Linked DNA regions of Homo sapiens: region 1 is linked to region 2. Evidence: read pairs that join two places in POLR2A ChIA-PET (ENCODE). Cell type or tissue: B cell. All regions are shown on one strand. Links, peaks and the distances in the headings refer to the core of each region. The heading gives the core; the rest is flanking DNA.

Evidence for each region. ChIA-PET counts read pairs that join two places held together with the same protein. Peaks named below come from ENCODE experiments on the same cell type or tissue, not always from the same donor. Only the 100,000 strongest peaks of a DNase experiment are listed, where the experiment ranks them.
Region 1: POLR2A ChIA-PET joins it to region 2 with 7 read pairs; 4 of 35 experiments call an interaction of 5 or more read pairs at or near these places.

The regions. Positions count from the first base shown.
Region 1 is chr2:44,709,407-44,725,503 of GRCh38, reverse strand. It overlaps CAMKMT (calmodulin-lysine N-methyltransferase), which reads right to left. Exons shown (of 11, transcript NM_024766.5): 7 at 10,151-10,217. Among named protein-coding and RNA genes, the nearest start is that of LINC01833, 220 kb to the left of the region's middle. In B cell, for the core only: no CTCF peak of the experiment used is centred there; no DNase peak of the experiment used is centred there; H3K4me3 peaks cover 991 bases; H3K27ac peaks cover 2,868 bases.
Region 2 is chr2:44,761,378-44,777,474 of GRCh38, reverse strand. CAMKMT (calmodulin-lysine N-methyltransferase) reads right to left here. Exons shown (of 11, transcript NM_024766.5): 10 at 10,914-11,045; 11 at 4,883-5,439. The coding sequence ends at 5,362. Among named protein-coding and RNA genes, the nearest start is that of LINC01833, 170 kb to the left of the region's middle. In B cell, for the core only: no CTCF peak of the experiment used is centred there; no DNase peak of the experiment used is centred there; H3K4me3 peaks cover 322 bases; H3K27me3 peaks cover 1,221 bases.

The sequences.
Region 1 (16,097 bases), core at 4,099-12,098, 52 kb after region 2:
AACTCAATTAGAGCAGACTCTGTCTTGTAACTTGGTAGCTGGGGAAATGTCCATCTCTTGTCTGGACATCTTGAGCTTACTAAAGGCAGAAACCTCACCTTAATCTTTATAACCCATAAAAAGCCCATCATAGTACCTTACACATAGCAGACACTAAATTATATTTCATTGCACTGAACTGAATAATAAAAGTTGGACTAGAATAGCAACTTAGTAAAATATTTTAGGCAAAAAACTTTTATTCATTAGAAAAATCAATTCCATGCCCTTATTTAAAGAAGAATGTATGTAAGACCGATATAGCACTCACATGCATACAGGTACACACACACACACACACACACACACACACACACACACGTCCAGAAAGCAAGACAATGCTGTAAAAGAGATCCAGGCAATATTTTTGGATCTCCATTTCTCATCTAGTCTGGAACTAATATTTCTCAGCTGGGATAGTCTTGAGGAACAGGACAATTCTTCATTGTGGTGAACTGTCCCTTGCATTGCAGAATATTTACAGTTGCTGCTCTTCCCAGTACCATAATAGCACTTAGCTATTGTGACAATAAAACAAAAATGTCCCATATGATTACAAACAGTGCAGAGGTGGACACACAGTCCACTTCTGGTTGAGAGCTGTGGTTGGACTATCCCCTCAGGCCTGTCCACCTCCGATATGTGCTTCTTGTTGAATCCCAACAACTAAAAGCTGTGATGTAGACAAGAAACGAATCAGAATTACTTTCTTATCTATACAACTTTCCCCTTTCCACTGAGGTCACATCTTCACTAAGATGATACCATAGAAATTCAGAGTCCAATGTGGGGAGTAAAGCTCTCACATGAGAGTGAAAAAATGCCTCTTCTAATGACAAACAGAGGCTATCCATGGATTCACTCTCACGCTTTCAGTTTACTCATCTGAGCAACAATCCAGGGATATAAAATGGGCTTCTCGAAGCATGCTCTGTGCTTCAGATATATTAGAATCACCTGAGAAGGTGATTCAACTGTCAGATTGTTCAAATGTCGGATTGTTCAAATGAACCTCAACTCTATGGAGTTTGCTTCAGCAAGGTTTATGTGATGTCTGGAAACCTGTTTTTAAAATTAGCACTACAGGTGATGATGGGTCATGAACCACTTTGAAAATCTCGTTTCAGAAGATCTCTACCTGTATGAATTTACATTTAGAATATTCTTTTTAAAAAATTTTTAAGAGAGGGGATCTTGCCGTGTTGCCCAGGCTGGAGTACTGTGGCTATTCACAGGCAGGATGATGACACACTACAGCTTTGAACTCCTGGCCTCAAGCAATCCTCCTGCCTCAGCGTCCCTAGTATCTGGGACTACAGGCACACGCCACTGCACCTGGCTAGAACATTCTTTAGCCACAGGCCTAGGCTTTTTAGTCCCAAGCATTTAAAGAAAGTGCCATTCCAGAGAAGTGACAGTTCCCCTAAGGACAGACTTGATTAAGAACACTTCCCTTATCTCAGAGAAGGAAGCAACATCACAGATTAACCAAAACAGGATTTCACATATGTAAATTCCTTGAAACAGATTATCTGATCAACTTCATTGATTTTATCATGAAACAAAATTATTTTACATTTCTGGACTAGGAATAAGGCTGGGAGAAAGGCGAGGGGGAAGAAAAATTAGGTCTCAATGAAATGTTTACCTCAGAAGACCTGTAAGATTAATGAATTCCAGACAAATGAGAGCTGACTGTAAGTCAGGTCCTTTCCTTTCTTGTAAGTGCATAACATCTACGAAATAAGCAAGAAAATACAGTGGATGGAAGTGGCTTCAATGAATGGAAATCTGAACAACTTTATTATTTTATTTATTTATTTATTTATTTATTTATTTATTTATTTATTTATTTATGTATGTATTTATTTATTTTGAGATGGACTTGCTCTGTCTCCTGGGCTGGAGTGCAGTGGTGTGATCTCCGCTCACTGCAACCTCTGCCTCCCAGGTTCAAGCAATTCTCCTGCCTCAGCCTCCCAAGTAGCTCGGATTACAGGTGCCCGCCGACACGCCTGGCTAATTTTTCTGTTTTTAGTAGAGGTGGGGTTTCACCATGTTGGCCACGCAGGTCTTGAACTCCCAACTTCGTGATCCACCCACCCTGGCCTCCCAAAGTGCTGGGACTACAGGCATGAGCTACAACTCCCGGCAAGAAAATTTGAACAATTTTAAAGCAATGGAACACTGCAGAATTGAATGAGAAGCTCTCAGCGAGAACTCTAGTTTGGTGGTCCCCACGTGAGGGCTCCAGACCAGGCGTCAGAGTTACCTGTTAGAATGCAAAACCCCAGGCCTGCCTCAGTCTCTCAGGGTGTGGGGATCTAGAATGTGTCATAACAAGCTCTACAAATGATTCTGAGAACAAAGTTTGAGAACTGTTGTTCCAGCTTATCACTTACATTTTTCTGGACTGACTTTAAAACTGATCCCAGCTCTGTGTTTTTGTTTGGAATTTAGCAGAAATGAACTTATTTCAGAGTCCAAAAGAGGGATATTTTCCTAACATTCAGACCCCCCTCATGCTGGGGACCAGTATATTCTGCACTGGTTAAAGAGGACTAGAAAGGGTTTCAAGACCTTGAAATGAAAGGTACTAATTATTTTACTAATTATATTTTCCGTTTCAAGTATCTCTGATCCTATGACAGCTGATTAACTTACATAGTAGCAAAACAAAGTGACAACAAAATATTAGAATGAATGGACTAGAAAGTACAATTATATACCATCTCAGATGAAATCACAAAATTATTTATTGCTTTTTGGTGTTTTCATTTATTTTTCTTCCTTTTTTTAATGTTTCAAACTTACATACTTTCAAGTGCAGTGCATTTTTTAATGTAATTTTGTTCTTTCTTGCCACTATATCTCCAAATATCACGTACAAAATAATGGGGTAAAAATTGTTCTGATCTAGAATTATGGTAGCAGTGTAGGGCAACCCACTAAGAGGTGGTTCAAAAGATAAGACAAACTTCAAAATTCTTTTAAATAGCTATTATGTCAGTGCTATTTAAAATCAGACAAAGATTGCACAATAAAGAAAATTCTGGACCAATTTTACTGATGAATATCTAAGCAAGCAGCTCAGAAAACATCATATACTTTTTGGTAGAAAACTTAAAGTGGTTCAGCCACTTTGAAAAACAGTCTGGCAGGTCCTCAAGAGGTTAAATATAGTTACCATGTGACCATATAAACCCAAGAGAAATGAAACTTGTCACAAAAATGTGTACACAAATGTTCATAGCAGCATTATCCAGAATAGAAAAAAAAAAAAAAAAAGAAAAAAGAAAAAGGAAACATCTCAAATGTCCATCAGCTGATGAGTGGATAAAGTGTGGTCTATCCATACAATGGAATAGTACCAAAAATGACAAATGCCCTGATATATGCTACACATGAATAACCTTAAAAACACTATTTTAAGCAATAGATTCCAGATGTGAAAGACCACATATTATACACTTCCATTTATGTGAAATGTCCAGAATAAGCAAAGGCATAGCAACAGAACATAGATCAGTGGTTGCCTAGCCCTGGAAGGGAGGAGGGAGGAGTGAGGAAGGGGCATGAGTATGAGGGCCTCCCCTTCCCTCCCCTCCCCTCCCCTCTCCTCTCCTCTTCTTTTCTTTTCAATAGATGGGGTTTCACTATGTTGCCCAGGCTGATTTCAAACTCCCAGGCTGATTTCGAACTCCTGGGCTCAAGCAACCCTCCCACCTCGGCACCCCAAAGTGCTGGGATTATAGGTGTGAACCAGCACATCTGGCCAAGTATGAGCTTTCTTTTGGGGGTGATGAAAATACTCTAAAATGATTGTGATGCTTGCACAACTCTGTGAATACACTAAAAGCCATTTAATTATATATGCTTTCAGTGGGTGACTTGTATAGTAAGTAAATTATATCTCAATAAAGTTGTAATTTTCAAAAATCTCAGATAATTTGTTATTAGAACACAGAAGCATATTAAAAGAAGAATTAAGACACTGTGAATAAGTAACTACTAGAAATGCAGGGATGTTTCAATATTAGGAAACCTTTTGATATGATTTGTCATAGTTACAAATAAAATAGGGAAAGCAATTTGAACATCTCCATAGGTGCTGAAAAGATATCTGCTAAAGTTCCATATTTACTTGTGATAACATCTCTTAAGAAATTTTAAGAAGATAAAAAATATCATATTTATCTCAACTCAAAAGCTAATGCATACTTAATGGTGAAAAATTAGTAGATTCCCAACAAAGTCAGACTCAAAGATGCCTATTATTTAATAATCATGGTGGATATTTTTATCCAATAAAATTATACAAGAGAGAAAAAGGAGGTATGAGAATTAGAAAGAAGTTACAATTGTCATCATCTGCAGATGATGTGATTGTTTGTTTGGAAAACTCAAGAGGATAAACCTGCAAAATATTCAAAACAATAACCCACTGAGGTGACTAAACGCTTACTATATCAAACCCCATAGTAAAACATAATGGAAGTAGAAAATATAATCGAAGAAAAAACCCTATTTGTAAGACCAACAAAAAGTTTCTAAAAATAAACTTAAGAGAAATAAAAATGCTAGTGAAACACCTTTAAAAACTTAAAAAGAGAATACCTGTTCTTGCATAGAAAGACTCCCAGTTTTTAAAATGTCAAGTCTTAGTAAATATGAAATATGAAAATATATTACAAAGTTATAGTGACAAAAATTATGCAGTTTGGTAGGGTTGTACAAATAGACACAATCCACTTCTGAAAATCTGTTGTGTAGACACACTTGCAAATGTATAATTTATGTAAAGATGTGTCTCACTGCAGCAGTTTATAATAACAAAATATTGAAAACAAACTAATGTCCATTATTAAGGTAAAAAATAAATGATTGTTTAACAATGATTTATCATGTGGCCATTCTCTAAAAAAGTTTTTTAAGATGGCTCTATTTTTAAGTGAAGAACTCCTTTGAAAATAAAAATATTTTTATTGATATGTAACTTCTGCAATATAAAATTCTGTGAAGGGAGAAGGATTTCTCTCTTAAAACCAGAAGACATTTTCACAGAGAATACAGTAGTCTGACTTGCATACCTAGCTATCAATACAGCACCTGGCCTATTTTTGGTAGTGAGATTTTGACCTTGGTAAAAAGTAGAAGTGGGCAAATCCAAAGAATCAATACAATGTTATTCTAAAATAAAAGGCCTTAATTTTTAATTGACTGTAGTTTAAGAGGGTCCCTAAAAATACAGCATCCTCCTATTTTAAAGTCTGGCTCATTTTAATACAAAAAGGATAACTCTATCAAAAATAGCTGAACCGGCTAACGTTCTTATGGGAGTTGGTGTCTTCAGTGCAAAACACTAAATAGTAGGGATATGAGCCCATCTATAAACCTGTTAAGCAAATCAACAGTGTTATGTTAGTAACAGAAAGTACACATGATAATTTCATTTTGTCATAGCCAAGATAGCAACAGAAGGAAACAGGAGTGTGGCATCTCTAGAATTCTCAGCGGTCTTCAGGATTCTGTTACTATAATTCTAGCAAAACTCACTAACAGGTATATTTTATCAGAAAATTTCTTAAAGAGAGCCTTCAGCTTCCTTATCTCAGTTACCTTCTACTAACCTTCCTCTTCAACCTGACAAAGAACAGATAAATGCCTACTCACACTGTCAGTTTGTCTACAGACACTACATGCGCATGCCTGAGAAGAGGCCAACACTGAAATGAAAGTCAGCTATCTGATGTAGAAATGGATGTCTGATTCTCTAGAGCTTGACTTTCCTCTACTAAAAATGGTTTGGTTCCATAAGCCTTATGGATTCATGTCTTTCAAAATGTTCTCTAAATACCAATTTTAAAAGCTTTCATATACCAAGGATAAAGTGTACTAATTGCTTCAGGGAGTACAAAAACATATTAAGCAGAATTCTTGCCTTCAAGAACATGATCTGTTTCCCTCCCTAGGACATAAACTCCAAGAAGGCACGGCCTTTTCCATCTTGTTTACCACTCCATCTCTAGCATCTAGAATAGGACTTGGCAAACAGAAGGTGGTCAAAATATTTGTCAACAAGTAGATAAACCAGTGAACATGCAAACAAAGCCAACATGCTTTGAACAAAAAGAAACTATGCCATGTTCAACTGTGGTACTATTCTAAGGGCAGCAGAAATTAAAAAGATTAGGGTAGGCTGAGAAGGCAAGGGGAAAATGGCAGTGGAGCCATCCTAGAAGGAAGGATTTAGATGGAGAAGAGGAGAGAAACAAGAATGGCAAAGACTAGAGATGGAGAGATCATATCTGTCGGAGGCAAGTGAGGGGTCCAGGGTAACCAAAAGAGGAGGCAGCAGCTAGATGAGATGTGGATATAAGGGCAGACTGCAGAAGGCCCAGGAAAATCAACCACTGGATTCTACTTGGTTGGAACGTACCTTTCAAAAATCATTTTCCACATCCCCATTTTAACCTCTAAAGGAAACTGAGTCTCAGAGGAGGCATAAATCTTTAAAAAGCAATAGGGCAATGGGACCAATAACCAATCTTGGGGGCCCACATAAAGGTAAAGTTTGGGTTATAAAAAAAGTCTTAACACAAGTTCCATAGTTTACTAAAATTCATGGATTATCAAAGAATAATAAAGGTCATAAACCTGAATTCACTAGCAACTTTCACACAAAGATACATACATTCTTAAGTGAAACTTACTTACATCATCACAGCAGGGTAAATTTAATAGACTTTTTAAGAACTCTCAACTAATATTAACCAGAGAATGACGCTATTCACTAATTCTGGAAGACCTAGAAATACGTAGACGTCAAAAGCTCCAAATGGTTCTTTGTTAAACAGTCACAATTTTGAAGACAGCTTTAGATAAACCCAACAATTGAGATACTGTAAATATCCTTGCTCTTTCATCAATCTCTAGCTATATTTAGTAGCATGGTTTCCTTTGTTCAAGAATTATTTTTGATAACTGCATATTTATATTCTCAAAAGCAGAGTACTTTGGACATACTTGTTAAGTGAATGGATGGCTGCATGGATGGACAACAAATAAACCAAATGACTGCATTAAGCTGAGATGTAATGAATATAATTCTTCATATATGTGGATCTTAGATTCAGCTAGGGCTAAGGCTTCCAGACTTTCACCAGCATGTCTTTCACATTTAGCTACAATCAGACTATGATTAAAATGGATAGAGGGAGCAGGAAAGTTTGGTAGCTAAGAGAAGAGTTACTTTAGGCAAGGATGGTGGTGCTTATGACAGCAGAGGTGGATTGACTGTGAAGCTAATGAAGGTTCAGCGTCAGAGCCTCTTGCAAGGCCCCTTCCAAGGCCCTTGGACAAGCCCTAGTAATGTGTTCACATGGTCATATATTTCTGTAAAATTTATCAAAGTAAGGTATAATAGAATTCATTCTTCCTAAGTGGGCCCTCAAAATAAGTTTCAGGCCCCACACAACCTGGGTCTGCCCCTGTGTAAGAGGTAGGAAGAGGTTGGTAGCAGGAGAAATGCTGATAGTTACTGAGAACATCATCGGAGTAGTGGGAATAGGAGCTTGGGTGCCAGTCAAATTTCTGGGCAGCTTGTTTTTTTTTTTTTTTTTAAATACCATTTCTTAGGCTTATAGTTCTCATACCACGACTTTCCTTTCAGCTTATACATCTTCTTTGCAAATGAAGTCACAAGAGACATTCAGCTGTTACAAACCTCATGTCAAGCTTTGAAGTGCTATTTAATAGCAGAAATATTTGGCTCACATGTGGGCTTTATAGCTATGGTAAATACTTCTTAGTTATCTGTCACTACTCTTATTCCACATCTCCAATTTGGAGGAGAAATTCTGCATATGCACTGAGGCACTAAAAAAGAATATTGAACTCTATCTTAGCTCTTTTGTGAATGGCTTCCTTTTATTTCTTCTCTCATGGAACTAATACTTTCATCACATTGTACTGGTTATGGGTGGGAAAGCAGTGGATGGAGGGAGAATACTGATTATTACATCAGTGGCTGGCCATTTCTCTTAGCTTCTTGACAGTTAAGTGATCAGGTCACTCCTTAATATAAGATCAAGGCATTTCAAGGACTAACTCATCTACCTGTTCACTAGAAAGTGCTTTAGTAGACTTTGAACAAAATGCTTACAGGGGTCAAAAGAAAAGAAACTGACCACAATTAGTATGAGATGAAGATGACAAAAAAAGCCCATCCTCATCTTGGAGGTTTCTATATGACTATTATTGACATATAGTCTATATGTCCAGGTACATATCAGAGCAATATATCTAGAAATAGCATTTTTGAGAACAGAAAAATAGAAACAAAGGCCATGTATTAAGCATTTGGTATATGTCCTTTGTTGAATAATGACATTTTGCTTGTTTATGTAACTTAATTATTTTATGAAGAGATGACAGAAAATACCATTGCACTCCATAAGTTAAACACTTGACATTTTTGTTCCTCAAAATGCAACATTTTAGATGTCTAGATATGTTTATTAATTAGTGATTATTAACACCCAGTAAACAACATTATGTCTTGTAAAAACACAATCTCTCTTCACAGCATGAAGCTGAAATCTATTATTCCCTGATTCCATATGCTGAAATACACTCAAATGCTCACAAATGACCTTAAACATTAAATAAATGTAAATGAGGACAACATAGAAAATGCACTTTTGATTGATAACTAAAAGACCAGGTTGAAAATCATGTCCAAAAACGAAGTCCTCTCCAGAAGGGTAAGGCCGTCTGCACTGTGAAGGAAAGGCTGTCCTAACAATGAGGACCCCACAGGTAACGGCAGACCCTTTCTCTTTCTCTCAACCTACCCCAGGTTTTCTGGGAAACAGAAGTGGTTTGTTCATTTATATGAGAAACACAGAATATGCTGTCCCCTGTGCCACCAGCTTACTCCCAACATTTTAAACAGGATTTAAAAATACACTATGGACACTTCATTACATTCACCAATTAATATAAGAGAAAAAAATTATTGCTATTCCATAGCCTCACACCAATATGTGTCATCACTTTGGTTTTTAAGCATTGTAGCTATTTTCATGTCCGAAGCCAGCACACCAAGATCACTGGCTGCCGGGGCTGTATCGTGGGTGTGTCCAAGAGAAATCAGTCTGTGGGCTTTGTCTGTTAATGAGTAGTTTATATAACTAATAAAAAAAATCAAACTGGGAAGTTGGGGTGGGAAAGTGTCTTTACCATAGGGAAAATTCAAAATACCAAATGATGACAGCTTCACAGTAATAAAGAAAACAATTAATTTAACAGAGAGTTATTCTAATAAAGTCTGTGGTTAAATGAATGACAAAAAATGCACAAATACAGCTGTTTCATGTGAAAACTATGAAATGATTACTCACTTCTCTAGATCCATTACCAACAGGGCAAAAATAAAATGTAGCATCACAGAACACACCATTGTTGTGGCTAAGAGCAAGCATTCCTCCTAGTTTGTATAAGAATTAACAGAATCTAAAAGCGAATGGACACCTAGACTATTTTAAAATCATGAAACAGAGCAGGGTTTCTCAGTGTTGGCACTATTGACATTCTGGGCCAGATGTTTCTTTGTTGTACGGGGGTGTCCTAAGCAACATAGGATGTTCAGTGGAATCCCTGGTCTCTACCACTAGATGCCAGTAGCAACATTCCCCGCTCTCCTACCAAGTCATGACAACAAAAAAAAATATCTCCAGGGAATGCCAAAAGTCCCCTTGGGGGCAAAACTGCTCCTAGGCTGAGACTCACTGGAAGAGAGCCATTTAAGGAGTTCCCAGGCCTGGCTTCTCCCAACCTCATACTGTATAATCATAAATCATCCCCAACCCAGTGTTTAATATACTTATCTTGTTTTCTCATCTATTAATTGGAGCTAATGAGAGTGTCTGTCTGCCTCATAGTATTCCAATGAGCATTAAATGAGATAATACTTGTAAAGTGCTTAAAACAGTGCCTGACACACAGCAGGTGCTCAATAAATGTTAGCTATTATTATTTTTAATAACCATCCATAGTATCAAGAAAAGCAATTTCAATGGGAATTTTTTAATGCAGAAAGGTATCTTACCAGCTTGATATTTTCTGGGTCTTAAACACACCAGCCTTCTGATTCCTTGTGATGATGTCTTGCACATCTACAGGACACAGTTAAGAAAACATCTGCACTGATTGTGAAGTGACCAAAAAAAAAGGTCCAGAAACAGTTATCTTTTTTTTTTTTTTTTTTTTGAGACAGGGTCTCGCTCTGTTGCCCAGGCTGGAGTGCAGTGGCGTGATCTCAGCTCACTGCACCCTCTACCTCCTGGGTTCAAGTGATCCTCCCACCTCAGCCTCCCTAGTAGCTGGGACTAAAGGCATGAGCCACCACACCCAGCTAATTTTTGTATCTTTAGTAGAGATGGGCTTCACCATGTTGGCCAGGCTGGTCTCGAACTCCTGACCTCAGGTAATCCACCTGTCTCAGTTTCCCAAAATACTGGGATTACAGGTGTGAGCCACTGCGCCTGGCCAATCTTTTTATCATACATGGGATGAGCACAGCGAAAGGAGAAGAGCTGTATGTGAGGTGTGAAGCAGGATGCTGACTTGCCACAGGCAAGCTCTTTTACTTCCCTGGGCTGCATTTTATCACCTGAGATGGATCATCATGGCAAGCCCCAGAGTTATGAGTGCTGGTGGGAAATGACTGTCCCATAGGTGCCATGTCCTACTTGCTTAAAAGGGCAAGGAGTCCAAAGGCAAGCCTCTCTGTCAGCAGGGAGAGCAATGTCAGTCTCCTGAGACTTTCCAGTGTGAAGTATTTCCAATCTCCTAAATGCTGCTAGGGAGGGGTGGAGAGGAGCAGCAGGATGACACTTGGGAGGAAGTGAGAAGAAAAAGATGAAGAAAATCTTGGAGAATCTTTGAGAGAAAATGAATTACTGAAGAAAGTCAGTTGAGTGAAAAGTCCCCTGAAGAACTGTCTTTACAGACTTACGCTATGGCCTTTGGCATGGAAGGACTTGTACAAAAGAGCCACATTTATGGAAGACATGTTTTCAGGAGCTGGTTCATTACATCACCCAGCGCCATATTTACAAGGGCCTGTTGGAAAAAATAGTCAGGTTTCAGCACCAGGAAAGGCTGGTCTGCAGATCAAGGGATGTTGCTTCCACTTCCTGGCACTATAACTCTTAGAGTTGATCCTCTTTTTCTTTGCTCCAGCACCTGTGCAACTCAGAGCCAAATGTGTGGCCTAACTCTAACAACCACAAAAGACCCTGTTGCGTATGTTTTCTCTACTGACCTCTATTCCTGGCTTCATCATATTTTCCTGGCTTTCCAATTTCCAACTGCCCTCACTTTCCCATTCATTTTATATGATATATTCTATGTGTCATGGTAAGAAGCCTCAAAATCCCTCTTTTGGAATAAGGCAGGTTTACATAAACAAGAAATAAAATAATTCCAGTGAAGGCTGCAAGTTGAACTAAATTGGGCCCATGGGGAGGACACCAAGCAGACAAGCGATGTTCTCCTATTGCTCAGAAAAACAAATTTCCTGAATGCTCAAAGCAAGCATTGACCAAGATCTCCCTGCAAAAACAGAGCCACAGGACTTTTTAACCCAAATCTCTGCTTGAACCACCAGGCACACCCATTTCTTCTCTGAGTGAATAAGCAGGTACTGTGATAGCTTTCTTCCCCCAGGGGTGGGTAGGAAAAATCAATTAGGTCTGCTAATGAAGGGCTTTGTTGAGGTTTACAAAAGTGCTATAATGCAGACTTTTTTTTTCCTGGGTGAACTTTCCTGTATGCAAATTAAATACCGTTAAATTACATTCATTAAAAAAATAAAAGAGACTAATTTGCCTACTTGTTTTGATTAACTAAAATGACACATCGGCCTACAGTTCTGTCTATTTCAGGAAGAAATTATTTCAGGAAAGTCTTCTAAATGAAATGTCTTGCAGAAAAGGACAGCTGACATCTTTATTCTGAGAAGAACAAAATTAGTAAAGAGTCAGCTGACAACTGTTTTTGATTAAGTTCCCCCACACTCTGGCCACACCCTCCTTAGAGTTTCCATGGCATCCAACCGCATGCCATAATGTGCCCAGTACACCTGTAGAGTCGTATGAGTACATGACTAATCTATCAAGCAAAACATATTATTTTGTTAGTGGAGGTAATACTTTTTATAAAATAGTCTCAGGGAAGTTAAATTATATAACTCAGAAAACCTATTAATAATTTTTAGTAAACATCTTAACACTATATACTTTTATACAATTTATAAACCTGTGACTCCAGGTGGTCAGGCTGAAGCAAACATATGTATTTATATTCTAGAAGCAATTTTTTAAATAAAAAAATTCGACAGCAGTATTTAGGCTGCTTTATTTTTAGAACTGGACAGGAAATAAGTTTTGTGGTTTAAGAGGTTTTTTTAAATATTAAAATGAGCATGAGAAGAAAAAATGTCAACAGTATATTAAAATATTACCTTAAGAGATAAATTCAGACATCCTGCTCCCCACCCCTTACTTTAGGTCAGATTTTGATGGTTCTTCTGGACGGCACTGTGTTGTCCAATAATAGATTTTATCATTCTTCTGTGTCACCTCAGTGTAATAAAGGAAATCCAATCACATTGAGTCGATATGTCCAGGATAGTGTTCAACACAACGGGCCAAATCGTGTTCTCTGAACCGCACCCACCTTCTGGAGGACTTCAGTGGGAGGGACTGGGTGCAAAGAAAGCCTTAATGTGATTTCTGATTAAATGAATACAGAGTAATTGCCTCCAATCCCCTTGTCTAGGCAACTGGACTTCCAGAGCTACAGGATATATGTTTGTGGCTAAAAAGAAACCGGAATTCTAACTCTAGGTTTTCTTCTCAAATAAAGCCCCGTTCAGAGGTAGGGCTCCATTTCAATTTTGTTTCAGTTGATTTTTATTCTTAAAAAATATTTTTATATAATAGTAATTTAAACAAATTATATACATGTTATATGTATGCATCATATTGTTAAAAATATCAGCCTCCTCCTGCAATTAGCAATTATTTATCAGTAGTTATATATATATTTTGAGAGTTGGCATGTTGTTTAAGCAAGAAGATATTTCAAAAATAATAACACTGTGATTCACAAAGCACCACTTTCTTGGTTTATGTTATCTTTATTTTCGCTGGAATACCAAAAATGAGGGTAGGAAACTATGAGATTATAATATAAACCCTATTCATTTTGATCTCTCAAGTTTTTTTTTTAATGCTTAATGTGGCAATATTTGCTAATTTAAGGCTGCAAAATATTCTTAAATGTGCTTATTACTCATATGAATTGAGAAGATACCATAGAGGTACTATAAACTCTGTTAGCAATGCCAATTGTTATGTTCGTGGATGAGAGGCCTTTATTTCCAGAGCATGTAAGGAAATGCAAGATGACGTTCACCAAATCATTTTAGTTTTTGGTGACCCAGAATGGTTTAAGTCGAAAAAACATAAGCTTTGAAGTCAAATGAACCTGGCTTCTAGTGCTGGTTCTAATATTTGGGGGCTGCGTGTCCTGGGATAAATTAATCTCTCTGAGCTCCATCTCTAAAACAGAAGTAATGATACCTATTTGTTAGGCTTAATGGAGTATCACGTGTGATGGGCCTGGCACACAGTAGGTGCCCAATTCACGTCAATTCATTATCTTAGTGTATAATTCAGGCAAAAGCTTTGGTAGGGTGAAGAGGTGGGTAAAGTAACTAACATGAGGTTTGGCAGTTACACTTTATTTTCTTTTCCTGCTGCTTAGAATTAATTACCTGAACCGGGCACAGTGGCTCACGCCTGTAATCCCAACACTTAGGGAGGTGGAGGCAGGAGGATAGCTTGAGCCCAGAAGTTCAAGACTGCCTGGGCAACACAGCAAGACCTCATTCTCCACAAAAAGGAGAAGAAAAAAAGTTAGAATTAATTATGTGAACATTTATACTGTAGAATTTAAATAACCAAAGTTATCAAAGAACTTCTGCCCTTCATGTATATAAATGTATTCTAGCCAAGGCAAAATCTGTGCCCCACAAGGATAGGTACTAGACCTATCTTGTTCACTATTGTATCTTTAGCACCTGTAATGACATGCCATTAATATTGGTTGAATTAATTTTAATTTAATTCCAAAAAATACATATTTGTTGTGCTGCTACCCAATCTGAGGCACATATAGTTTACTTATGACTCATCAGTAGATGGAAGTACAGCCGGCATTGGAAGAAGAAGCCTGGACACAGGAAGATGGCCCGGGATTTCCGTGTTATTAACCATCTATGGTACAGGCTGCACAGCCCACACGAAGCTTCACTTATTAGTTACTCAAGTCAGGGATTGTATTAAATAAAAATAATGTTAAACCAGGGGTGTCTCCTTTAAAAAGCACAGGGGATTTACCCATTTTTGGAGAATCCTAAGTTCAAGATCATGATCCACACTGTGCATACTTTGGGGATAAGATGCTTACAGAGAAATGGGTCACCAAACATTGGAATTTTCTGCATAGAACTGCTAGATGTTTACTAAGGCAGGGTGCTTGTGCTGGGCACATTAGTGATTGTAGCCAGAGAGGGTTGCTCACCTTCAGGAGTTCTACTTTTATTCATTATAATTTAGAAGAGGCTTAGCATCAATAATAACTCAGTATACCATGTCTCTCTCCTATTCCTAGGTCATTGTTATCACAAGTTACAAACCTTATGGAGTAATTATTATATGTGGGCAGTTGAAGATTTCTTTCTTGACACTAAAGGGGCATTGCCAAAAAAAAAAGAAAAGGAACATGTTTCACACTATTTTAGAATAAATTTGAGAACTGGACAAACCAAATGATCCCATTTCTAATTTATCCTTTGTTCTCTTGGGGTACAGATAAAATGGCATCTGTAGGGAAGAGCAGCTCTCAGGTGTGGGGGCTTTGAGTTCGTAGACCCAGCAATGCAGTTTAAGGATCAAGGAGACTTTAGGGAAAACTACCCATGAATCTAAGAAAATATTTGTGACTTAAAAATTTTTACCTCAAGTCTTAATATCTTTCCAGACATCTCTGTTTAATAAATCTCAGATCAACATCTAGCTTTTCAGAGTCAAGTTGGAAAACTCAAGAAGACATAGGCAATCCATCTGATACATTTTAGGGAGATAATAAATAAACTCAAAACTGGTTGACATGCTTCTGTGATATAAAGATTCAGAACCAATCCATTCATTGCCTCACATACTAAAACAAATAGAAATAATATAAAATTAAAAGGAAATATCAGGAAATGCTGTTTTTTTTTTTAAAAAAAGGTAAAAATCAGAATCTTAGAAGCTTAAGAGACTAAGAAGATTCAGTTGGATTCATTAAATTCAGAAGCCAAGAACAAAAAAAATAATTTTTAAAATGATAAGAATAATATACAGGCCAATACTCAGATGCGATATGCCATTGCCAGGCCAATTTTCAATTACATTTCACTGATGTATTCATTTGTTTCTTAATGTGCTCATCTTGCCCATTAAGAATAATTAGCAGCTTTACTAACAGATTTTCTGGCTTCTGGCAATGTTTCTCCCCCTTTTTTTGTTGACATCCACTTTTACTTCTTAGAAAGTAATTTTTGAATAATATCCTACAACTGCTATATAATTTAGACTTCCTAAAATTTTAAAGGAAAGATGTAAACAGTAATTTTTAAATAAGTTTGTTTCAATCTATATGCATCAATAGTATGTGATTCAGTGAATTAGTTATTCTTACAGAAAGTGGGCATGCAAATAGAAAAAAAAATCATTCATATTAACCTCAGTCAGTAAAACAGATGACAACGAATGCCAATTGTAAGCTCTGTTAGCAAATCAAGAATAACATTAGTATTAAAAGCAGGAAAAACACATTGCCAATTTTAAGGCTTTATGCATGCTTTTTCTCTTAATTAAAAAAAATTAGATCTGGTTACAACAGAAAAAGGCATACAAACACAGAACAACTGCATGGTAAAA
Region 2 (16,097 bases), core at 4,318-12,317:
GCTAGAAAAACTGGAAAGGTATTAATCAGAAGTGGCTATAAATGCTCTGGAGTTTTGCTCTTATAAAACTCCTCAGAGAAAGTCTTGAAGGAAATGCAGGTCAAAGCCCAAAAAAGCTCTTGATCAGAGATTGCTGGAGGAAAATCTTCCCAGACGCCGTTTAATAGGCAGCAATCACCCCAGGAGTGGGGAAGCCAAGTACGCTTGAAACATGGTTGCAATTCCTAATAGGTCTTGTCACACTTAAGGCACTGCAAGCTCCATCCAACGAACAGCTGAAGCTAGCTGGCGATTCATAAAGCCAACAGTTTAAAGTTTATTATGATGAAAGCACTTAATGACAGCCATCGCTAGGGGCCCATCATTTATAAAGCTGTGCTGAGTATTAGACATGTAGCATGACCACCAATTTTATGTCACAATTGCTACCATAAAATGACCTTTGGTGATTTTTGCTGCATGTGGTGGACAGCTCTTCCTTCACATTAGTGCTCTGTGGCTTTCTTTGCAGACTATTATGCTGTCTAAAGCTTATTTGGCACTGTCGTGAGCCTCAACCCTTGCTATTACCCCGAAGGCCTGTCTTAAAAAAAAAAATCTCATGCTCTATTACGCCACTCCAATAATTTACAGTTCTTACCAGCCTTGGTTAGCGTAATATTTTAATGCAAATATGCTTTACCATTGGATTTTATTTTAAGCACACACACACACACACACACACACACACACAATTTCCCATGCTTCTGGCTAGCAAAATATCCATTTTATGGGAGTTCACTGAAATCGGCCTCTTATTCTCTGGTCAGGTCTCACTGATTGAGCACTGTTTCCTCTGGGTCAGTTAAAACATCACCAGAAAAAAAAAAAAAAAAAAAGGGTTACTTAAACTTCTGTTGAGATTTTTTTTTTTAAGATCCTATACATGATAAACCCACTTAAGGCAGAAACACCAATTCTTATTTCCCTGCATCCAGTCGCAATGCAAATTGACATTTGAGTAACATTATTTAATTAGGCTTCCATTTTTCCACCTTCTTTGTGTAGTTAGGAAATGTTTGAATACATGCCAGTTTACTGCTCCAATGTAAACTGCTGCTAAGAAAGTGGTCTGTCCACGCTACACCACCTTTAAATTGTGTATATAATTTTATAAATGATATAAAATCTGCTTCTAGCCCTGAGGAAAAAACAAACCATAAGCATGGCACACTGCAATTTTGGAAGGATTTAAAATATGTGATTTCTGCTGGTACCTACTGTATTGGGTTTTATATAAAGCTTTTTTCAATAAGGTAAATTGTTACATGACAAACTCATCTTCCACCATTATCATCTGCTGTTTGTGTTTAACAACAGGAGTCCCGCTCTAACAAAACTGTTGTAATGGCTGTACAAATTACTCAGCTGAAAGCTTTTCACCAAACAAAACAGTATTAATCAGCAGTTCTTATGAAGGTGCTAATTAAAAACAATTTTCTTCCTCAGTTTGCAATACTAAAGCCATCTTCACTTGCACAGTTTCCAATATACAGCTACTGTATTTGCTCACACTTCAGGCCCTCTATTAACTATTGAATCTCCTATTAGCCATTTTATTACATTTCTGTTTACAAGCTTGTTGACATTTTAAAAGTCACGGTATGATCTGTTTTATCTGTTAAAAAATGTATTAATTGAAAAGTCAGGGGGACAAAAAAAGCAAAATACAGACTCCAAATGCACAGACTTCCAGGGCAGAGAACACTGTGAGCATTTAGCCACAGCCTGGAAGGTAAGCTCTCTGGGTAAAATGAAATGTGAGAATTAAAAGTGGCATTTCAGGCTTAATGGTTTGATAAACACTAACAGGATCCTTCCTAATTTGGAAGTAGTCCACTCAGGAAAACATATTTACCCTGCCTAAAATCAGCCTGACTTTCAAATCCATTTTTTCTTTATGGTATACAATCAACATAATTATGATGTTTCATACAGCCTGAACTCAGGGGATTTTGATCTAGGGTGGGGATGTACCTGGAATCTGGCGGCTGGAGCCCAGATCTCGGGTCTAAATAGCTTAATCTTTCCTGTGAGTGTGTGTGTGTATATGCTTGTACATATACTTTGACTCTCTCCCCTATGTGGGCATTCTGCCCCACCCCCAGAGTCCAGTGAGAGGTTCTTGCCAGACAATGCTAATGAATTGTCTGGCATAGATTGGAAACAAGTCAAATGCTGACTAAGCACAAAGAAAATCCATGGAAGCTAGGTTCCTATTAAAAAACAAAAACCACCTAACCCTCATGAGCAGGTTGCCCCACTTTGGTAGCAGAGAGATGGAAAAAAACACCACTACCTCCTGCCTCTGGTATTAAAACCAGGTTCTTCAGCTGTCAAAAGCAGTTAACTAGTTTAGGACAGACACCTGGCTGTTGAAATAGGGCTCCAGAGGGCAACTAATCCTTCCATTCACTCAGTTAACTGCTGGATCCCCCAAATTGATTCAACAGGTATGCAGTGGTAAATTCAGCCCATACTGAAGCCAAAGGGAAAATCAGCAAGGGGCGGGCAGCTCTTCTCTGAAAACACCCGAGGAACTAGCCAGAAAAGCTTTTATGGCCCTGACAAGTTTTCTGCTGAATACTGAGCACCTAAATTACCCTTCCCTAATGGAAGTTACATTTTCATGCTCAGTCAAAAAGCCAACAAAATACACAATTTATACAAAATAGCATCAACCTCTTAGGTAGTCTTTTCTAGCACTTTTATCCCAATTCATGGCATATGTCTTGCTATAAAGTAAAATATATTTCTTATAACCAACTTGTATGTAGCTATTCATCTCACAGCATTAGAACTGACCACGGGCAATATTAGAAACATTCTTTCATCCAACCAAATCTACTTAGTATGACAAAGGAAAATCATGAGTTTTATCAGAAGATAAAGGTACACAAAGAAAAGAAATATTATTCTTAGGATTTCCTAAGCAGACAGGCTTCCTTTCTGAAACAAACACATGCATAATTACATAGGCAATTATGGAATGGGCCATTTCAATTGCAATTGACTCATAGAAATAATCATAAAGTTCAAAAGAAATGTAAATGGACAAACTTTCAAAGCTGCTCTATTTCACTTTTCAGTATCGGCATTCCATTAAACTTCGGGAAAATAAAAACTAAAATTATTCAATAATATAGAACATTTCTTACAAACTTTCAAAGAACCTGGACTACAGAGATTTCCAGGTGAGGATCCCATGAAGAGCAGATCTAGGAAACCCTTAACATTGTATAGGAGATTCTCTAGGTTTTAATTACATAATAAGTGAATTTCCTTACTACGTATCTCTTGGTAGCAACAGTTCAATTCTGAAACACTGTTCTCAGATATTTAAAAAAATACATTCCTAGTTTACTTTTTAAAATATAGTATCTCCCAGAGACATAAACACTGGATTTCTCCACCCACAACACACAAATACAAATTGAATTCTTGCCAATTCACGTATTTTCTTGAGAGAAAAAAGAAAATATTCTCATAGTCCTGCTGTTCCATATTTAAAAAGAAAAAAGAATAGACCATCTTAGGTGCTACTACAGGGATGCGTTTTCTTTGTCTGGCAGAGTTAGTTGCAGGTTTTACACAGGAAATAATTTTGCTGTATTTTCACCAGTATAAATGGAATGGCTTGTGTTGCCTTTTAAAACATGCCAAATTCTAATTTTTAAACAAGAAAATATGAAGCCAGTGTGCAACCTATACAGTCACCAAAGGAGAGCTGCCACTAGCTGAACTACTCAGCTAAATGGCTGGTTTGCATTGCCCTGGTCTTTATCTAGCACTGAGAATAGACTGCTGTTTTATCCAAAGAGGAATAAATTGCTGTTATTGTGATGTTAGCCCATCACTTGGCATTGCAATTCAAGTTTTTGTGAGAAAGAAATGTATGATCTAACTGCGACTTGACCTATGCCTTCTGAGATCCATCTAGGTGCTCTAATGGAGCAGAAAAAGTGGTGAATACAAGGACATGCAAACTGATGGTGAAAAATTTGTTTGATGATAGAAGTGAGCAGAGAAGACATTTGAGAGTCGCTGCTTTTATGACAGCTAAGTTTGTTTAACATGCAAAAGGATGCACCCCCAGTCTCTCACCTATCACTTTAATTGTATCACACTGAATACATGTTTTTGCCTGTACTAAAGACATGAGGATATATAGCTAACCTACTAATGACATTACTGCTAAAGTGGGCACAGATGATTCCTTACAGATAAACATCTGAATTTCCACAAAAGGCATTAGAGCATCTCATGGATGCACTAGGCAAGGATAAGCTTGGGTTCCCTGCAGAAAAGTCATTCTCTCTTAATCCTAGGTAGCACCTATTAAATGTTTACCATACACTTGAATCACAGCATATAACAATATATACTTATTTTAAATAAGATAATTGTGTGATTGAGTTTTTAAAAAACTCCCCCTGGTTGCAATCTGGTTTATCAACCATTTACTCAAAATTTCTCTGGGAAGGACCTATTTTGAAAGAGGCCTGGAGAACAGCAGCAGTTAGATTTAAGCCCTGATAAAGGCTCACTTTTCATTCATAGTCAGAGCCTAAATGTGCTCTTCTTGTACCTAAACAGATAATAAGCACTCAGCACACTCCCCCTCCTTGACACAGCACACTGAGACTAATCACACATAATTGGGGAGGAGGAGCAGAGGGCTGGCCACGCTATTGTGTCCAGAGGACAAACGGTCAGTTTATGAGGCTTTGGGCTGATGTAGTCATTTCTTATACATCTATAGGAAAAAAAACATACTGTTTAAAAGGAAAAAAAGAAGGAGAGAGAGGGACAGAGAAAGGGATGGCGGATTTAATACAATTAATTGGAGGGAGATAAAAAGATACACTTTATTTATTTTTCTAACCAGGAAAGAATCATGATATTTGCTGGGTTTACTGATTAAAAACTACCACCACCAAAACAGAACAAAGACCAAAAAAAAAAAAAAAATGAAGGAGGGATGGGTATCATCAAAAGAAATTCTGTCTCAATTACAGGGAAAAATATTTAGTTTGTTCACCAGTCAAATTCAAGTCACAGACAGGCAGCTTATACACATTTAAAGACAAACAAAGGTTTAGGGCAGGACGAGCAACAAGCAGAGTGTAAAAAGAGGCGGGGAGGGAGCTGGAGAGGGCAGCTGGGGAATAACGTGGGTGAGGACAGGTGGAGTCCATAGCCCACACGTGAAATGCTGCAAAGGGCGCAGGCAGGCGATTATACCCCTTACAGATTTCCGTTTTTGTAAAAATATTCCCTATGCACTTGATACGTTTCTTCGTCTTTGAGAAGCTTAATCTTCTATCCATGTTTGGTCAAAATAAGCAGAAGCGGGTAATGAAGGTTTTCTTCATATATGTCCGGGTTTTCCTTTTTCAACTGAAAACAATAATAGAAAGAAAAAGGTAAGGGGACTCCAATTAGGGATCTTTACCAGTCAATATTAATGTTGAGTATCATGATGACTTTTACACCAAAATATATAGTTCTGGAAAAATAAATCACAGAAAAGCAACTCAAAGTAGTTCTCAGTGGCACTAATGTGACAATTCTATACATTAACATGGGGATTGTTTTTGGTGGGGGTGGGTAGGGTTTTTTTCATAAATACCCAAACTGCACTTTGACCTCTATAAACTGTGAGGCACTTGACAGAAGGCAGAGCTGGGGCTCATTCATCATCACCTGACTGGGCATTTGACATAGAAGTTTCTGCTCTCTGTACCCTCTGCCTCTGACCAATGCCACACTATTCAGGCAGGCGGGCATTTCAGATCACTGCTTGGAGTCCGTGGCAACATCTGGGCACAGGGAAAGGCTTGTGGGGCCCAAGACACTGCAAAGGCTCTCCAGGTGCTTCTTAGGGGTTTTAACATTAATAATAAGTCACTCAAAAATTCTTTTCTCTGAGGAGGAGAACATACTCCAACAATTAGACTAGCAACATTCCTGTTCATACTGTGCAGGGAAGTTCTGAGGATATTTCTGTGATAAGATTTTAAAATCCAGTTAGGTTTCTCACATATGAAGTACACTTTTTCTTCATTCAGCTGGAATAGTTTTAAAGTTATATTTATATTTATTCTAGCAAATAAAAATTTGCTATTTATAAAGACAAAATTAATATTTTTGAAGTTGGAATTTATGAGCCAATTGTTAATTTCTTTTTAGATTATAAGAATAAAAAAATAAATATTTCTTTAAATTATACAGGGAGTCAATTCCTTTATTGTTTAAATTAGTCAAACACCACCCACTCCACCCACCCTAAAGCAAAATGAATGGCCTCAACATCACACTCTCCCAGGTTGGTCCCTCTGGGGCATGTTAACTTGAATCTTTTCGAAGTGCATGTTCCTTCTAAATCATATTCCCAAACCATGACATGGACATGCTGTCACTATTAAGGACAGGAGTCATGAGCCCACTTCCCCTTTTCCGCTGGGGAACATAAAGCTAATTCAGCCTTTAATTTCTAATCCACTTTCCAATCTACTTTCCCAAGAACTGATGGTGGTACAGTCACTGAGGTGACTTCATTCTGTTTTCTTAGACAGAGTTTGTTCTGTGTACAGATGATTTGTTGTCTATTTAGGAAGATCCTTGTGGATTTTTGCTGCTACCAAAGTAGCGAGAGTGTTAAGCCTAAACACAGGTCCTCCAACCTTACTATTTAGTCTAATTTTAGAAAATGCTGAGAAAATGGCTTCACCAACTTCCCAGTCCATACCCACTGACCGGGACTTACCACTGTAAATACTTTTGTTGCCAGTTGCCCTAGTGATAGAGGGAGCTCACTGAAGTATTTTACAGAGGGAAGAGAGGACCAAGCTAGCTCAATTCTTTCCTTGGGGATTGGGGATAAGGGAAAGTTGATTACTCAGTGGCAGTCAGCTGACCTACTCACTCACAATGCACTAATATACAGAGACTCAAATGAGCTCTTTATAAAGTCCCTGAGGTAATATGTGGGATAAATAATTCTTCTGTAAATATGGGTTAGAAATCACTTTTAACTTGGATTCTATGCTGACCTCTGGAGGCCAAAGTGGAGGCTTCGTTGCTGAAAGGGGCCAGGGGCCAGCCCCGTCTTGCCTGTGAGACCTTTCCACAATGGGGAAGAGCTGACAACCCTCAAAGGCAACACTATAACCCAGCCCTGGATCATTTCTGAATCAAGCAAGTCTGTTATGTGAGGGTACTTGAACACACACAAAGCTCTTAGCCAATACTTGCTTCGATGGGGGAATGTTATGAGTTTTAAGAATAATTCCATTTACCCAGGCTGTACTTCCTTGCCCAATTAATAATTACAATTTTGACAAATATCAAAAGGCACCTTGAAAGAAAATGAAGAAAAAGCAAATCATGAATAAAATAATTTTCCAATTTCAGAGGTTAAAACAGGGTCTTTGAGGACTAAACTAAATTATATAGCTGCTATTAGTAGCATTATGCTTTACTTCATAATTGGATGTAACACGCTCAGCCTTACTACGGCGTGAACAGCAGCAGCAGGAGTGGAGTTCAGACTGTTTACCCTTTACAGTATCCACAATTATCAACAGCACACCACACAGATTATAAGCACCAGCCACTTGTAATGTGGCATTTTGAATAGATAAGCAGAAGTGCAATATGGCCGTGTTTTTAACACAATGTACTGACTTCACAGCCCAGCCCAAGCCTATTTTCAGAGCTATGTACAAAAATACAGAAAAATAAACACTTCAGGGTGGTTTTGCGAAAGTTTATAAAAAAAAAACCCACGGCATGTAAAATTATATTTCAAAGAACATTTGCATGAATGAGAGTATTTTTACCAACTAGCATCAAGCCAGCTGTAATCTCGAAGTCACATCTCTACCTTACAAAACGATTTGCTATCTTACTATCCGAAAGGTTTTGAACCACACTATGAGGGCAATGAATTTGATTCTCAGCCTTGAGGAGACCAAAAGGCTGGGGAGGAGAGGGAAGTGTTTTATTTTTCTCCCCTTGCAAGGATGGACTGAAAAGCAATATTTTTAAAACATGCTACACCTTTGGCTGCCTGGTTCCTGAGCACACTGGCTGCATGGTGTGGGCACAGTTTAACAAAAGCACTGGCAGAAAAGTGCGGAATGGCACCGTTTTGATTACAGGCTTGCTTTTTAACGGAAATAAAATTTCACAGTTAACAATGAGAGGTGAAAAGTTTAAGAGGCAAAGCTGTTCCTCCTGATCACTGACTGTTAATCAGCTTCATGGGTGGTTGCCTAAATCTGTAGATTTTTTTTTTTTTTTTACCTTGCACTACTGCCAAGTAACTAATTTTTTCCCCTGTTGTAAGAGGAGGGGTGAAAAACTCGGCTTCGAAGGCAGCTGTGTATGAGTGACGCGAGGCACTAATGCAGAGGGCAAAATTAAAATTCATGAATCTCTTCACGACCATTTGTGTAACAAGATTAAGACGGGACAGCGGAAAAGAGCGGCATTATCAGGCGTCTTACAGTCCTCCAGCTGGTTACGCTCTATTCCAACACAGTAGGGCTAAGAGGATAACACGCAGCCTGAAGGAAAACGCCGCTCCTCCATTGGGGAGCAGCGCGTCCCAGGGACGAGGGGGCTTTGGCCAGAGATGGAGAGGAAGAAAGCTGATTGCCGCTCAAGATGGAAAACTTTTAAGCCCTGGCTATTAGCACGCGGCCAACAAAAGCCGCCAGGGTGGAGGCTCCCGGCGGCCGCGTCCCGGAGCCCCGGGCGGGCGGGCAGGGCTGGAGGGGCAGGGGTGCTGCCTTGGGCCTCCGCCTTCGCGCCCTGCTGCAGGGCATGGGGATGGGCGAGGAGCAGCGGCGCTGCCCGCTCCCTCCAGCGTGGCCCCCGGCTCACTGCTCCGGCCTCTGGGCGAGCTCCTTCTCCTGCAAAGGAGCACAACTGCACGTGCCAGCCCGGTCAGCACACAGTATCCCCGCTGCTGGGGCAGGTACAGGAGGGACCAGAGGCATTCTTTTGCTAGAAGCAGAACCCCACACCAGCTGAAATAGCTCTCATTATTAAAAAAAAAAAAAAAATATATATATATATATATATCATGGGCGCCCGTTTATACCTTTTATCCAGGATGTGCCAACTCTGCAGAATATTCTCCTAGGGTTCTACACTCTCCCCACCCCCAACCACGAAGACAACTATTTCTTAGTCCAATGTACCAATGTCAGCAAACTGTGAATTTGACTTTTCAGCAATTATGACCAGAGAAAAAATAAAGCCACTTATTTATGTGCTTCACTTAGCAGGGTAGTGTACAACGTTGGAAATAAAAAGAGGAGGTGTGCTGGCCACCAGGCGCTAACACTCTAAAGTTCCAGACAGAGGAGAGGTGGGCGTGCCTGGCATGTCCCAACGCTCCTCAGGTCTTTCAGGGAGGAGACGGAGGGTATCAGGCACAATGCTGAACGTCTTTGCTGGTGGAGAAACCCAAGCCTTTGCTCTCCTGAGCTGTCACTGGGAAACTAAAAGCATTTGTTGTTCTAGGGGGAAAGTGAATGGCACGACATTGAAGCAGCTGTCAGCTGATCCTTGTAGTTCCAGCCCGACCCTGGAGAGAAAGCCACATTATTCCTTTGGGTGGAGGAGTCCAGGGAGCCAGGAGGGACCCTTTTCCTACCAGGTAAAGACCCGCTTTTTTTTAGGGGGAGGGATTGAAAAGGGGAAAACATCATTCTAGAGAGGCTGGTAAGATCTGAATCACATACCATCCTGTTTTTATTTTCTGATCATGAGCAATGGGCCTGACTCCACCAGTGAGAGGATGTAATGTAACTCTTTCAGTTCACAAAGCACCATTTTTCCCCCAGAGGCTAAATGGAACCTTAAAGATTCAAATAAATAAATTCATTTTCAGAAAGTGAGAATTTCTTTCTCTTGCTTGGAAGATCAGATTAATTTTTCATATATTTTTCCAAAAGCCAACACACTTCTACATTATATTACAGTCCTGGGTAATAAAGGATGCTGTTCACATTGTCCCAGGAGAAAATTAAGCTCGGGCCTTTATTTTTCTGCAGTTACAACTTGTGAAATCATGACAAGTTAAAGTCTCTTGCCAAGGTCAGACTAGCTCAGTGAAGGGAGATTTCCGTAAGGCACAAAATTACTGAAATAATACATGTTATACTAGTCACTGTGACATGTACTACTAGCAAACGTGAGAATCCTAAAAAGTTTTCAGTGAAACACTCGCCTCTCAGTGTCCTATATTGGTCTATACCTATAAATAATAAAAAGGCTGATAACATTGCTTTATGTAAGCAGGCTTAGAAATCACTCTCAGATAAGTGCTTTTGACCTAAATCTTGTAGTGCCTCCATCTGACATATAACCCCACAACTGTGAAATTCTGTATGAGATTTAACAGTCTCAAACTGCCAACTGACCCAGCTATAAAGCAAGCAGAGATAAAGATTTACAGTCCAACATGATACAATTAGACATTCACCTTCTATTTATTTCAGTGCGGCTAAGCATTTAACCTACTTAAAAGCTGAAGGTTTTTCATTAAAATATAAATGCATGTTATTCATTCTATGCCACCTCCCCTTACATCCTACAAATTAGTCTATTATGAATGAAAAGATTAGTTTGTTTCAGAGAAAAGAGTAAACAGGAATGGTTTCTGTAAAATCCTTCTAGACATGCAAAGATAAAAGATGGCTTTACCACACAAAATAATCAGATACAAATAGCTGTTCAGAAGCAACACATCTAAGGAGTACTTTAATCAAATATTTAGGTTACCTGCCAAAAAGACCATGATCTCTTCAAAATGCAATGCGGATTAAAGTGTTATCTAACACAAGCAGAAAACTAACCTTGGAGTGGAAGTTTGAAATGTGTTCATCATAATTTTCATGTCTTTGGATACAGAAACCAGCTTTTTCAGCTAGATTGCAAAACTGGTTTAAAGTATTCCCTCGGCGTGGGGCAAATACCATCGCTTTCCCCTAGAACAGTAAAAAGGAAATTCACATATTTTAAAACTGGAAGGTAACCAAACATAACAGACATTGGTCAAAGCATTTAATGTACTGCTCTCAAGTAGAAAAACTCAATTGTTCTTGAGATGTCTATGCAGGATGGACATTCACAGTGAGAATAATTTCCAGGAGAGATGTATATCATATAAGAATCGATTTCACATCCAAATGGCCAGTTGCTGTGTTTTATCTTTTTCAAATAATACTTATAAAAAACAAAATGTGGTTGAAAGCCGGTGTTCCGAACAATATGCATTGTCTCAGGTCCAGTGGGTTAAGCCATTGACTAGATTTTAGAGTAACTGGTCCAGGGCAGTGCCATTCACCTTGTGACTCCTTAGCACCTGCCAACGCTTCCCCAACACAGTCCTGGGGCATGTGACAACAGATGCTTACATCTGTTAGTTTTTTGCACCCTGAAAATTCAGTACCAAGAAATCCTTCATAGAGACAAGTAACCACAATTCCTCTTGGAGAGTTTTCATATTTCAGTCCTGCCCTAGCCTTTTCTGTGACCACGCTGTCAGATACAGGCTCCAGGATCTTGGTTTCCAACTTTATTGAATCCCTCATGATGGTCATCACTATAGCCAAGCAGTTCCTCATAGTATTCACATGATTGCTTTTCAAAGAAAGTGGTATAATGAGGGTAAACAGCCTTTTCTAAATAATCCACACAATCTTATGTGATTGTTGCAGTGGGGAGAATGGGAGGAACTGAATAAAGTATGTACTGGATTTCAGAAGACCATCTGACATGAAACTTCACAATGACCATTTGCTAACTATTGGATGCATGCGGATTTTTCCTCCCTCTCAGATGTGTACAGAATGGCCAAACTTCAGAATCTCCTTTTTTTTTTTTAAAAAAAAAAATAAAGATGGCTATATGCTTCTGTTACTCTCAAGGTTACACTTCACCTCTGTGAAATGCCTCTTTAGGTTTTGAGGGAATCATGAAAATATATCTGAGTTTCTTATGAAGAGTGGTTTATCATTCACACCAGCCAGCCATTTCTTGAGCACCTGGTAGTCAGACACTGTGCTAGGCATTCATATGAATATCCTCTCCTTTAGTCTTTAAGCCACTCTATGTTGTAGGTATAGTGTAGTCAGACACTGGGCTAGGCATTCATATAAACATCATCTCCTTTAGACATTTTTTTTTTGAGACAGAGTCCCACTCTGTCACCCAGGCTGGAGTGCAGTGGTGCAATCTCGGTTCACTGGAACCTCTGCCTCCTGGGTTCAAGCAATTCTCTTGCCTCAGCCTCCTGAGTAGCTGGAATTACAGGCACAGTCCACCACGCCTGGCTAATTTTTTTTTTGTATTTTTAGTCGAGATGGGGTTTCGCCATGTTGACCAGGTTGGTCTCAAACTCCTGACCTCAGGTGGTCCTCCCACCTTGGCCTCCCAAAGTGCTGGGATTACAGGCATGAGCCACCGTGCCCAACCCTCCTTTAGTCTTTAAACCACCCTATGTTGTAGGTATTATCAACTCTGTCAGTGAATGATCAGAAGCCCCAGCACTGATGCTCTCTCCACTACACTACATGTCTCCTTATTAGTAACAGTGATGACAATGATAATGATAGCTACCACTGTGCTAGGTGCTTCACAAATCCTCCTTTAATCCCCTCAGCGATCTTCTCAACAACCTGTACAGTAGACATTGCATTTTACAGATGATTAAACATACAGTGAAGGATTTGAAGAATATAAGGAGGAACTGTGGCAGAAAGGACTGGACTTAAGGGGAGTCTCCACCATTAAACAGCGGTGTCACCTCAGGACAATCAGAAAATAATCATAGAACTTTTGAGTTAGAGGGAAGCTTGGAAATAATGTAGTCCAATCTCTCCATTTTGTCGATAAGAACCTTAACCCATCCTCGCTGATCCACTGAGTTTTCTCATCCATTAAATGGGAAGAACAAAGCCTGCCCTGCCTTTTTCCCCCCGACAAATTGTGAGGATCAAATACAGAATGTGAAAATAATTAGAAAGATTATACTGATGTAAGATTAGAAAGATCTACACCACCTAACAGTGCTCTAAAAATGCTATCAATTCTCTCTCCCTCTCCCCTTCGCCCTCACTTACCCGTAAGAAAATACGTGGCTACACTGTCCTGAGCATCAAGTGTGTTTTCATACTGTGTTTACATCAGCCTGTACACACTCAGGCACATAATTATAGCAGCACCAATCATGCCACTACACTTAAGGTTCTGTCAGCTTTTTCAATATTAATTGCTATTTTCAGGCAGTTTTCAAACTTAGCAGCAAAAATTCATTTTTATGTGAAACTAGATATAATACATGGTCTCGGCAGGACAGCAAAAGTCTCCATTAGAAAAAAAAAAACAACAGGGAATGCTGGTAGGTCATTTTAGTCATTTCTAAGAGCTGGTTGCCATTCTGGATTTTTGAATAATGGAAGCTGTTTTATTTAAAAGTCACCTGCAAAAAATTGTCTCACAGTAACACTTGAAGAGTCGGTTTTTAACAGCTATTATCTAAGCTGCATATCATCATGTTCACAAGGCTACAGGTTTCTAGGTTGGGCTGATCCTTGCATTGACAAAGCAATGCATCTCCACATGCCCTGGTTGGGGTAAGCTGTAAGTGACAGCAGCTAAGCATGTGACAGCACTCTCTGCCTAAACATCCCTTTCCTCCTTCAGCTCTCAGTTTACCTGTCCTTCCCTAGCCACCCTGTTCAGAACGCAGCCCCTGCCCCATCACTCTCCAGTCCCTCGCCGGGCTTATTTTTGTTCTTAGCACTTACCACCAGGGACACACATTGTATCCTTGTTTGTTATTGCCCTGTCTTCTCTGGCTGGAATGCATACTCCGTGACAACAGGATCTTCTAATGTTTTATTCACTACGTTTTCTCAGTGCCTAGCACATAGTAAGCACTCAGTCAATATTTGATGAGACAATAAACTAAATCCAGAAGTTGAGTAATCTAAAGAATTTGAGTCTTTGGGAATTCAAAAGCCACGTTCTATTGCTTATTCCTTTGAAAAGATTTTCCCGAGAAGCTTTTACAGAGTCAGCTGCTATGATGGGGTTTTAGAGAGCAGCATTCTGTGCACAACACTGTACCCACGAGAAAGAGAAAGACTGGGCAGTAGTTTTAATCTCTAACTACTTAGGAGTTTTGTTTTCTTTTTCAGTTCATTGAATACAGACACCTTTGAGAGGTGGATTAATAGTTAGGATGGAAAAGAGCCCATCATCCATTCATTCACTGAGCCCTACTGAGTGCCAGCATCTCCCCCTCCCCATAATGAATGGGTTTAGACCCCAGTATCCCCAGGGGAGAGAACACGTCACAGGGGGAACAGTACCATCAGAGGGATATGCTTTACGATTTCAGCTGCACAAATCAAAACCAGAAAAGGAATATGGATTTCAAATTAGCCCATCACTTTAGAAAAATTATTTTCAATTTGCCAAAGCACAACTTTCTAAGCATTCCGTTGCAGAATTATTTTAAACGCAGAATGAATACTCAATTGAATGTAACACTTTGACTGATGAGCAGAAATTTAAGAGAATTCATTTATTCCTGGAGAGGAGAGGGAGAAGTTCCACTAAACCACAGAGATACTGCTTACCTTGTGAGCTCAGTTGTTGTTATTTTGCTAGACTAATCTATACTTACACATTAAAGGGAGTGTACTTCTGGAAAAAATTGGTATGCTTCAGATTTATTTTTATTTTATTTTTTATTATACTTTAAGTTTTAGAGTACATGTGGCACAACGTGCAGGTTTGTTACATATGTATACATGTGCCATGTTGGTGTGCTGCACCCATTAACTTGTCATTTAACATTAGGTATATCTCCTAATGCTATCCCTCCCCACTCCCCCCAGCTTCAGATTTATTTTAAAAGGAATATGCTATGCCAATAAAATGCATTAGGGGAGGAAGACCAAGACAGAGGAAGCACTAGTCTCACATTTAGTTTGTTCCTTTTTCACTTCCTAGCAACCAAACTATTAAATACCAATTCTATGTTTAAGCTTATGCTGATTTTCTATTTCTTTGTTGTCATTTATAAAGACGAGGTCTTGTTATGCTGCCCAGGCTGCTCTTGAACTCTTGGCCTCAAGCGATTCTCCCACCTTGGTCTCCCAAAGTGTTGGGATTACAGATGTGAGCCACTGTGTCCAGCCTATTTTCTTTACCTGGTTTCTGAAATGCAGCTTTCACTTGCTTCCTCTCCTGGCATCTCTCTCAGTCTCTCTGTCTCCTTTTGTAGCTTCTCTTCTCTGACCTGTCTTTTAATTGTCAGTGGTCCTCAGGGCTCTGCCTACTTTTTCATCACGTTCCATCTAATTCTTGGCAATTGTACTGATGTCCATGGCTTCAGCTATCACTTATAGACCAATAACTCCCAAGTCTATAACTATAGCTTTCACCATTGCCCAGGGCTCACACCTACATTTTCAAGTGCCTACTACATCTCTGCATGTGGGTATTCTGAAAATACCTTTAATCCATTTTGTCCAAAATAAAACTCAATATTCTTGACTGCTAACCCCTACCCTTCCCAGGGAAGGATCCATCAAATGCAGCACACACACACGCATACACTCAGATATGCAAGCTGAGTACCTCTTAGGTACCAAGCACTTCCGTATCTGTCACTTTCGAAATAAAGCTGGAAACTTGGGAAACATGGCATTGCCCTTCAAGACCTCTCAGTGCCACATCCCCCTACCTGCATCACTGTCACTTACTGCAGGTGGTTCTCAAACTGTGTTCTGAATTGCTTCAGGGGTGGCCTGGAGGGATAAGAGGAAGACCAAGACAGAGGAAGTACCAGTCTCACATTTAGTTTAACTAAAGCTGCATCATTTTTATCTGTTTTGTAATTGGGGTGCTGGCTAAAAAATTTTGACCAAAACATTCTGCCATTTAAACAGGGTTTGAAAACCTTGACTTAGGTCCCACCTTCTTGGTATGGCAGGCAAAGCCCCACGTGACCGGCCCCATGCCTT